Regions from separate parts of the Homo sapiens genome. Here region 1 is linked to region 2. A link is a loop called in an ENCODE intact Hi-C map of the cell type or tissue named here. Cell type or tissue: IMR-90. All regions are shown on one strand. Links, peaks and the distances in the headings refer to the core of each region. The heading gives the core; the rest is flanking DNA.

The links. Peaks named below come from ENCODE experiments on the same cell type or tissue, not always from the same donor. Only the 100,000 strongest peaks of a DNase experiment are listed, where the experiment ranks them.
Region 1: it touches region 2 in a loop (5-fold over the local background); 9 of 110 quality-filtered maps call a loop at or near these places.

Annotation. Positions count from the first base shown.
Region 1 is chr22:24,936,034-24,941,401 of GRCh38, reverse strand. LHFPL7 (LHFPL tetraspan subfamily member 7) reads left to right here. Exons shown (of 4, transcript NM_001388199.1): 2 at 1,850-2,067; 3 at 3,115-3,253. The coding sequence starts at 1,867. Among named protein-coding and RNA genes, the nearest start is that of LHFPL7, 8.0 kb to the left of the region's middle. RefSeq lists a silencer at 3,906-4,200. In IMR-90, for the core only: a CTCF peak has its summit at 2,455 (motif pointing left); no DNase peak of the experiment used is centred there.
Region 2 is chr22:24,769,540-24,774,916 of GRCh38, reverse strand. It overlaps PIWIL3 (piwi like RNA-mediated gene silencing 3), which reads left to right and starts at 197. Exons shown (of 21, transcript NM_001255975.1): 1 at 197-595. In IMR-90, for the core only: a CTCF peak has its summit at 2,179; no DNase peak of the experiment used is centred there; H3K27me3 peaks cover 369 bases.

The sequences.
Region 1 (5,368 bases), core at 369-5,368, 170 kb before region 2:
GAATGCAATACGTAATGCTAGCCTGGCCAACATGGTGAAACCCCATCTCTACTAAAAATACAAAAATTAGCCAGGTGTGGTGGCATGTGCCTGTAGTCCCAGCTACTCGGGAGGCTGAGGCAGGGGAACTGTTTGAATCTGGGAGGCAGAGGTTGCAATGAGCCGACATGGCACCACTGCATTCCAGCCTGGCCGACACACAGCAAGACTCTGTTTCAAAAAAAAAAAAAGATAATACCATCTGCAGCAATGAGAAATGCACGCATACAGCACCACACCAATTTTGCAAACCTAACTCCACACAAAATGACATACATTAAATAATTAAAATAAAAAAAAAACAAAGTGGCTGCTATAAACAGCATCTGTGTTCCTTGAGGCCAGCCTGGCCAATATAGGGAGACCTTGTTTCCACAGAAAAGAAAAAAGGTTTCTAATTAGCCACATGTGATGGAACGTCTCTGCAAAAAAATAAAAATAAATAAAAATTAGCTGCCCCAGTAGTCCCAGCTACTCAGCAGGTGGGAGGATCGCTTGAACCCAGGAGTTTGAGGTGGCAGTGAGCTATGATCATGCACTGCACTCCAACCTTTTTTCTCTGAAAGAAAGAAAGAGAGAGAGAGGGAAGGAAGGAAGGAGGGAGGGAGGGAGGGAAGGAAGGAAGGAAGCAAGGAAGGAAGGAAAGAAAGGGAAGGAGGGAAGGAGGGAGGGAGAGAGAAGGAAGGAGGGAAGGAAGGAAGGAAGGAAGGAAGGAAGGAAGGAAGGGCGGGCATATGTGTGTGAATTATTATTATTTTTTTTTTTTTGAGACGGAGTCTCGCTCTGTCGCCCAGGCTGGAGTGCAGTGGTGCGATCTCGGCTCACTGCAAGCTCCGCCTCCCGGGTTCACGCCATTCTCCTGCCTCAGCCTCCCAAGTAGCTGGGACTACAGGCGCCCGCTCCCACGCCCGGCTAATTTTTTTTTGTATTTTTAGTAGAGACGGAGTTTCACCGTGTTAGCCAGGATGTTCTCGATCTCCTGACCTCGTGATCCACCCGCCTCGGCCTCCCAAAGTGCTGGGATTACAGGCGTGAGCCACCGCGCCCGGCTATGTGTGTGAATTTTTAAAAGGTGCCCCGACTGGGTAGAAGCAGCCCTTTAGAACAGAGGAGGCTCCATGGAAGAATGGATAAATAGGCCGTGCGCGGTGGCTCACGCCTGTAATCCCAGCACTTTGGGAGGCCGAGGCAGGCGGATCACAAGGTCAGGAGATCGAGATCATCCTGGCTAACACGGTGGAACCCGTCTCTACTAAAAATACAAAAAATTAGCCGGGCGCGGTGGCGGGCGCCTGTAGTCCCAGCTACTCCGGAGGCTGAGGCAGGAGAATGGCGTGACCCCGGGAGGCGGAGCTTGCAGTGAGCCGAGATCGCACCACTGCACTCCAGCCTGGGCGACAGAGCAATAATCTGTCTCAAAAAAAAAAAAAAAAAAAAAGCGATAAATGAATGAACGAACGAACAAATGAACAAATGAAAGTATGCACGGAATATGAGAAGAGCCCTGCATGGACCAGTGAGGATGATGTGCCATGAAGAAGGTGGAGGGGCAAATGTTCAAAGGTCTTTCAGGGCTAACATTTATTCTAGGACTTGGGGGTTGTACTTCTAGAATTTGCTAGGGCAAAGTAACCCCCACTACCAGACCACAGTTATTAGTACCTCCCATTTGCATCTCCAGGCTCAAGGGGGGCTGATGATCTGGGGTCTGATCATAACACCAGATCCCTGGCTAGGGAGCACCTCGGCCAGCCCCTTTCTCTCCTTGTCCCTGCAGTCTCCATTAGTAATCTTCCCTGTTGACCCCTAGGTCAGCGATACTGCCTAATGTTGAGCAGTGTGTGGGTAGCTCTGGGGCTCTCTCTGACCTGCACCTCAGCCTTCAGCCTCATCTCCCCTGCCTGGTTCCAGACCCCGACCTTCTCCTTTGGCATCCTCACCTACTGCTCCTGGCCTCAGGGCAACAGTTGGAACCAGAGCTGCGTGACCTTCAGTTCCCTGGAGGATATTCCTGACTTTGCCTGGAAGGTGAGAGCTGGCTCACCAAGTCACTGGGTCTTCAGGGGCTCGTTTAAACTCATTAAGGCAGGAAAGCTGGCTGAGCGGAATTCGAGGAGGCTTTCCTCACTGCCTGAGTGTCCCAGTGGCTTCGAATTTGCCATTACTCTCCTTAGAACTGAGCATAGAAGTTCTTCAACCTGACAGCCCTTCAGAAACACCTGTGCAACTTTGCAAAGATGCCAAGTTCTGTGCTCCACCCGGAGCCCCTGTCTCTGTAGGCGTGGAGTGGGGTCCGGCTACTGATAATTTAACAAACATGCAGGATGATTCCAAAGGCAGCTGCCGGCCAATGTAGCACCTTCGTGCAAATTAGGAAAAGGTGCCCCTTCTTTAGGATGCTCTACTGCCATCTGCTGGAAAGTCACTGTAATCAGTTTGCAAATCTATGATGGCCCCCAACGTGTCTCTGAGAGTTGTGCAGTATACAACCTGCACGCTCTTACCTGGCCACCCTCTAAACACTGCTAGGTTTAAAAATGAAAGCTAAGGTGTTAAAGTCCCAGCTATGATGCACATTGCCAAAATCAACAATGGGGAGAATGGGAAAGGACTCCTAGTCCAGCACCTCTAAGGAAGAATATACAGCCTTCAAAATTGATTGTTATAAGGGTGATGTAACAGCAGCTACCAGGTGCCTCTCCTGATGATCCTGGCATGTAGCAAGTGCTTAATAAAGGTACTATATGCTGGTCAGTCAATGTGGATCTTCATTCTGGCTCTACCACTTAATTACCCATGTGTTCTGAGGCAAATGACTTCAGTTTCTTGGACTTTTATTGGAAAATTTATTTTCTTGGACAGTTTCTTTTTATGTAAAATGGAGATCATAATAGCACAAACCACATGCTGCGAGGACTCAGAAGCTGGTCAATGAGCAGGGGAGCATCCACCTGCCCCTGTCCCAGCCAACACCCTTCCTTCTGTCTCTTCCTTGCAGGTCTCAGCTGTGATGCTCCTCGGAGGCTGGCTCCTGTTGGCCTTCAATGCAATTTTCCTCCTGTCTCTTCCCTGCAGGTCTCAGCTGTGATGCTCCTCGGAGGCTGGCTCCTGTTGGCCTTCAATGCAATTTTCCTCCTGTCTTGGGCTGTGGCCCCCAAAGGGCTGTGCCCAAGGAGAAGCAGTGTTCCAATGCCAGGGGTGCAGGCAGTGGCAGGTAAATCCAATGCACAGGCACATAGTCAGTGCTCTAGACATATTTATGGAATGAATGAATGAATGAATGAATGAATGAGTCTGTGAGCAGAGCCTGGCCTCTCGGGTCAGACCTCAGAGATAAACCCTAGGATTGTTGACTATTCCTGGTCCTTTGGCAAGCCAGAAATCAGGGGGAGGGAGAGATGGCATCCTTAGTGTCACCCATTACTGCTCTTAGCTGACCCAGTCCTAATAATCTGTCCCCCTTTGTTTCTCGCTCATCCATCCACTTCATGTCATCCTTACCAGGGCCACCATACACAGTTGGGGATGTTGTGCACTGTGCAAGCATGCCCAGCTGAGAACTGAGAAGATGCTGAAATCTAGTCCATACTTCACTTGCTAAACTGTGAACCTGCAAGACTGCATCTCTTGAGAAGGGTCACTTTTCTGTAATTTATACATAGCTTTTGAATATACTAGCCAGGTCTTCATTGCAATCCTCATTCAATTAATGCTCCACCATCTCTTGCCTGGATTACAGCAATAAGCACCTCACAGGTCTCACTGCTGTCACTGCTCCCCCTTAGTGTCTATTTGGCCACATACTGGACAAACGAGTCCTGTTAACCTGACATCAGATCATGCCACTCAGACTGGCTTATCCACCCTCCAATCACTTCCCATCATACTCAGAGTAAAATCTGAACTTCTTACCGTAGCCTATGAGGCTCCACCTAACCCAGTCCCCAGTCCCTCACCAACCTCATCTCTTCCTTCCTCTGCCAGGCTCAGTGTGCTCTGGCTATTCTGATTTGCAATCTGTTGCTCATATACACCATGCTTGCTCCCTCTGCTGGACTCCTCTTTCCCCAGATTTTCACAGGTCTTGCTACTCACTTCATTACGGGCTCTGCTCAGATATCACTGCCTCCATGAGGTCTTCCATGACTTCTAGCTAAGGGATCTTCCCTCTCCTTAGATTCTCCATCTTCTTACTTTGCTTTATATTTTTCATAGCACATACTTACCTGAAATATCTAATCTGCCTACTTGATTATTGTCCCTCTTTCTCCAAAGAACATCAGCTCCATGAGGAGAAGGACATGTCTGTCTGCCTGGTTATCACCAGCCCCTAGCACAGTGCTTCATACATAATAGGTGCCCAATAAACATTTGCTGAGTCAATTGATGGAGACATGATCCTTGTCCTAGGCTTGCTTGCAGTGTCTAGTTTGTTGGGCGGCGGGGGGGGCGGGGGTTGGAGGGCATCAGTCAGTGGATATTTCACATGGTGGGGATGAGCAAAGGATGCTAGAAAAAACTCCAGGAAACACCTGACCCAGTGCATGGATGGGCCCAGTGTATGCATGGGTTAAGGCAAGCTTCTTGGAGGAGGTCCCACCTGAGCCAAGTCTGGAAGGATGAGTAGAAGTTAGCCAAGAGTACAAGGGCATTTCTGGTAATGGGAACCTGAAGAATAAAGGCATGGAAAAAAGGGAGCAAGGCATGTGCAGGGAACTGAAAGTAGACAAGGGTGGCTGGAGAGCAGCAAGGGAGGCCAGGGGATCTTCTGATTTCTTTTATGAGTGCCTTGGAAGCAAGAAGGTGTCCAGTCATTTCATTAGTATCATTAATGCCCACTGCAGCACCTCTAACAGTTTTGATGAATGAACACGTGACTGCATGGGTGAGCTAGTGAATGGATGAATGAGTGTGTTGATAAGTGGATGAATGAACTGTTGGATGAATAGATGGATACATTGGTAGATGGATGAATGGATAGATGGATGGATGGACTGGTGGATGGATGAATGGATGGATGCAAGGATAGGAAAAATTGATAGAATGGAATATAGTTGGATGGATGTAGGATGAGAGATGGGTGGATGGATGGATTGGTGGGAGGCAAGTGGCTAAGTAGGCAGATGGACAGATGAATGGATGAGTGAATAAATAGGTGGACAGAGGGATGGAGAGAATAAGTGGAGATGAACATGGCTGAGTGGATGGATGAGCAGATGGACAGAAGGGTGGAAGTGTAGTTGAGTGAGTGAGTAGGTGGATAAAAGGAGACATGAGCCAATAAATAAGTGAATGGATGGATGGGTGGGTTAGGGAATTGCAAAAATGA
Region 2 (5,377 bases), core at 303-5,302:
CTCCCAAAGTGCTGCGATTACAGACGTGAGCCACTGCGCTCGGATGAACGCAGGGGTTTTTATTTATTTTATTTTATTTTTTAAGATATTTATTTATTTGTTTATTTTTTGAGACAGAGTCTCACTCTTTCACCCGGGCTGGAGTGCAGTGGCGTGATCTCGGCTCACTGCAAGCTCCGCCTCCCGGGTTCACGCCATTTTGCTGCCTCAGCCTCCCGAGTAGCTGGGACTACAGGTGCCCGCCACCACGCCCGGCTAATTTTTTGTATTTTTAGTAGAGATAGGGTTTCACTGTGTTAGCCAGGATGGTCTCCATCTCCTGACCTCATGATCTACCCGCCTCAGCCTGCCAAAGTGCTGGGATTACAGGCGTGAGCCACCGCGCCCGGCCAAAGCGGTTTTTAAAGGGAGGATTTGGAAGGCAAAAGAGGCAGGGGGACTGGGAGGTGTCAGGTGGTGTGACCCCCTCCAGTGGCTTGTCCTGAATTATTTTTCCATCTGTGGAAGTGGCCGGCGTCATCATGGCTGGAGGAGGTGCATGGTTCGTATCAGGATCTGACTACTGAAGCTTCTAAGGAAATATGTGACCAGATAAGTGAGTATGGTGTGTGCTTACCAAACAACTAGGTAAATAAATGTGCATAAGGCATGGGGGCATAGAACAGGAAAAGAAAGGGGGTGGAGGTTCACAGCACATTCCAAGGCTGGATTTCAAGAGGAGAGGAAACACGTCTATACTTTGTCTAAGTTACATCTTCAGATTAGCAGAAGAGAGGAAAGGGGAAAGGAAAAAAAGTTTTAAAATGCGGTTTGAGGTTAGGCTGCTAAGCTGCTGGGTTACAGATTCAGCTTATATTTGAGCATGTGGAGTATGTATATTTATTTTAAAAATCTAGAGCATCTTGGTCAGCCACAGTGGCTCATGCCTGTAATCCCAGCACTTTGGGAGGCTGAGGCGGCTGGACCATGAGGTCAGGAGTTCAAGACCAGCCTGGCCAAGATGGTGAAACCCCGTCTCTACGAAAAATACCAAAATTAACTGGGCGCAGTGGCGGGTGCCTGTAGTCCCAGCTACTTGGGAGGCTGAGGCAGGAGGATTGCTTGAACCTGGGAGGCGGAGGTTGCAGTGAGCCAAGATCGCACCACTGTACTCCAGCCTGGGCAACAGAGTGAGTGAGACTCCCATCTCAAAAAAAAAAAAAAAAAAAAAAAATCTAGAGTGTCTTGTACATATCCTTTAATAACCTACTTTTAAAAACTTAATATATTTTAGATACATATGTATATGTGTACCTACTTACATCCTTAAAACTGACGTGATGATAAATAAAACCGCGGAATTTCTATCAATATGTAAATGCTCTTCTCAGAAAAGGCGGGCTCTTTGCTCCTGTGGTTGATGGGGATGATGCAGATGGTGGCAGAGGCTTCCATTTTTTGAGCATTCGTTGTGGGACCTGCCAGTGCTTCAAGCTCAATACACCTTCTCCCATTTAACCCTCACAGCTCAGGAGGGGGTCCTGCCGGGACCTCCACTGCAGACAGGAAAAGAGGAGAAAGTTGGTATCTTCTGAATTCTTTTGGCAAAAGGAGAAGGGAAGAGGGTTCCTGTGCAGGGCATGCAGGAAGGCAGGAGTATGGAAAAGGGGGAAGGGACAGTGTGTAATGCCCTCCCTGCTGAGCCACATGGTTGGAATGGAGCATCACAGCAGAGATGGCAGAGCCAGAAACCCTAGGATCCGGTGTCAGAGGGACACAGGGCCCAGCTGCCAATGTGTGGCCCAGAGCAGTGGAGGACACCTTGGTTATGCCCTGGCACACAGCTTTCTACTGTCCTGGCATCTAAGCCCTGGGGACTGGGGCAGTGGGGTCAGTGCCCTCAGCTGGACACAGACACGTGGAGCAGAACTTGAAAAAGATGGGCCCCTGAGCCCATAGGACCCAGAGACCCAGCACCCAGGGAGGCCTGGGGAGGGAGAAGGACGCCCTCAGCTAGCACATGGGGGCTTGAGGTCCAGATAACTGTTAAGGTACCTCATCTGATCTCCCCACAGGGGACACCCGGCACATGCAGGCCTCCTTCCTGACTTCTCTGCCAACCTTTTCCCCAGCCTTAAAACTTTCTCTTCCCGATGTCATTGTGACACTTCTTCAGTTCTCCTTCTAGTCCACTAGATGCTGCTGTGCACCCACCTAAGCACCACCATTTCTAATTCCTGGGATCCTAGTTTGGGAAAGACAGGGGAGCTGGTCAGCCGTTCGGATTTCCCAGTGGGTAGAATGGAGACTGCAGCCTTTGCCAGGGCTCTTCTCCACTGTGGTAGTGATTTTAACTCCAGTAGCTGTAACTTGCTGAGCACTCAGCACCTGCTGAGCTCTTTGCACAGATTGGCTCCTGTAACCCCCACAGGCCCCTGTGACATAAGTTTTCAATACCCAACATACTAGGAAACAGGGTCTCAGAGAGATGATATCACCTGCTCAGGGTCACACAGCACATACCTGGACAGGCTATGATTCCACAAAGGTTTTTGTCTAAGTCCAAATGCCAGGGACATAATATTGTCCTGTTGCTCATAGAAGTTGCTATTTAATGAGCTCCTATTATGCAGACTTTATTCCTTCAATATAAGATTTACTTACATTGTGAAATATACAACTACTTAGTACTTAATACTTATATTGATAAGATTTACTTCTCTTTATTAATATGATTATCAAATCTAAGGGTTTAATCTTTCATTCTGTTTAAAATTTAACACTGCTTCTTTTGTAATTGCTGCTTTTGATATGATAATAATTCTTACTGTTTGGTGCATTTATGATATACACTGTGTTATCGAATGTATTCCAGTAAGAGTAGGCTACCAACACAGTTCTGTTGGCCAACTGAGCACTATAGCTTGTTCATTAAGAGAAATAGGCCGGGCACAGTGACTCAACGCCTGTAATCCCAGCACTTTGGGAGGCCAATGCAGGTGGATCACGAGGTCAGGAGTAAGAGACCAGCCTGGCCAACATGGTGAAACCCCGTCTCTACTAACGATACAAAAATTAGCCGGGCATGAGGAAGGAGAATTGCTTGAACCGGGGAGGTGGAGGTTGCAGTGAGCCAAAATCATGCCATTGCACTCCAGCCTGGGCGACAGGGCAAGACTCTGTCTCCAAAAAAAAAAGAGGGCAAGAGAGAGAAATAGTCTTCAATCCTGAATCTTTTGGGCCTGAAAATTGGAAATAAAAAATTATAGAATAGCAACTTTTGAAATGTTGGTTATGAAGGACAAGAAAACCTCACACATCCACTGTCTCCATTATTTTCTAAAAGAAAGGCCATCTTAATGTAACTGAACACAAGTCTGGCTGCTCACCAGTCAGGATCCAAAATGCAAGAAGTGAAGTGTGCTGAAAGGAAAGTAACTTTCTTTTTTTTTTTTTTTTTTGAGATGGAGTCTTGCACTGTCGCCCAGGCTGGAGTGCAGTGGTGTGATCTTGGCTCACAAAAGCTCCTCCTCCCAGGTTCACGCCATTCTCCTGCCTCAGCCTCCCAAGTAGCTGGGACTACAGGCGCCCGCCACCATGCCTGGCTAACTTTTTTTCTTTTTCTATTTTTGTGTTTTTAGTAGAGACGGGGTTTCATCGTGGTAGCCAGGATGGTCTCGATCTCCTGACCTCATGATTCGCTCGCCTCAGCCTCCCAAAGTGTTGGGATTACAGGCATCAGCCACCGCGCCCGGCCGGAAAGTAACTTTCTTTAAATGTTAGCAGCTAGGAAATGACCAGGCTCATGCCTCCAAGAGACCATTTTAAGTTTTAGGGCTGAGTGAAAGGGTTTAAAAAGGGAAACTTGGCATGGGGAGCACGCAGGGGTGGTGAAGGGTACAGGGTCTATGTGTCTTCTCCCGGTGGCTATTTTGAGTTATTGTCCCCCTGGAGCACAGGTGGGTGCCATCATGTCTGGCTGAGGTGTAGCTTATCCTCCTCGAGACCATCCCCCTAGGTAGGGGAGAATTCTGTAGCTGGGTCTTCATGCTTGGTTTATTTTTCTTTCTTTCTTTTTATTTATTTATTATTATTATTTTTTTGAGATGGAGTCTCTCTCCATCACCCAAGCTGGAATGCAGTGGTGCGATCTTGGCTCACTGCAACCTCCACCCCTTGGGTTCAAGCAATTCTCCTGCCTCAGCCTCCCTAGTAGCTGGTATTACAGGTGCCTGCCACCATGCCCGGCTAATTTTTGTTTTTTTTTTTTTTTTTTTAGTAGAGACGGGGTTTCACCATGTCGGCCAGGCTGGTCTCGAACTCCTGACCTCAGGTGATCCACCCGCCTCAGCTTCCCAAAGTGCTGAGATTACAGGCATGAGCCACTGTGCCTGGCCATGCTTGGTTTATTTTCAAATTAGCCTCCCCTGGAATTTCTAAAAAGGCACATAATTAGATAAGCTACCATGGTACAAGGAGTGTCTGGGGGGAAGAGAGTGAAAAAAAGGGTTTCAAATACATTTCAAGGCTAAGGCTACAAAAATTAAAATAAAAATAGTTAAAAATGTATTTTGAAGCTGAGCTGCTCAGTCATATTAACGCCTAAAGAGTAAGAAGGACATACTTCAGAAAAACCTATGGCTCTGTCCAGGCAGGGACAGTTGATGTCGTCATACTGACACTTTTACTATGGAAAACTGACGGGTTTGAGTCTTGCCTTCAATACTTGCTAGCTGTGTGACCTTGGGTAAGCGGGTTCATCCCTCTGTGCTTCACTGCCCCCTTCACAAAGCTGTTACGATGAAATGCTTTGATCTACATAAAGCGCTTAGCAGGGTGGCTCAACAAGCTGCAGCAGTTAGTATACAGTTGGTTCTCTGTATCCATGGGTTCTGCATCTGTGGATTCAAACAACCAACTGAACATATACAAACACTTTTTTTTGTCATTATCCTTTAAACCAAGCTTGTCCAACCCACAGCCCCACAGGTCTCATGTGGCCCAGGACAGCTTAGAATGTGGCTTTGAATTTCGTAAACTTTCTTAAAACATTATGAGATATTTTGGGGATTTTTTTTTCTTTTAGCTCATCAGCTATCATTAGTATTGGTGTATTTATTATTATTATTATTATTATTTTTGAGACAGAGTTTTGCCGTTGTTGCCCAGGCCAGAGTGCGGTGGCACAATCTCGACTCACTGCAACCTCTCTCTCCAGGATTCAAGCGATTCTTCTGCCTCAGCCTCCCAAGTAGCTGGGATTACAGGTGTGTGCTAACATGCCCAGCTAATTTTGTTTTTTGTTTGTTTGTTTGTTTTTGTTTTTCAGACGGAGTCTCGCTCCGTCTCCCAGGCTGGAGTGCAATGGCACGATCTCGGCTCACTGCAAGCTCTGCCT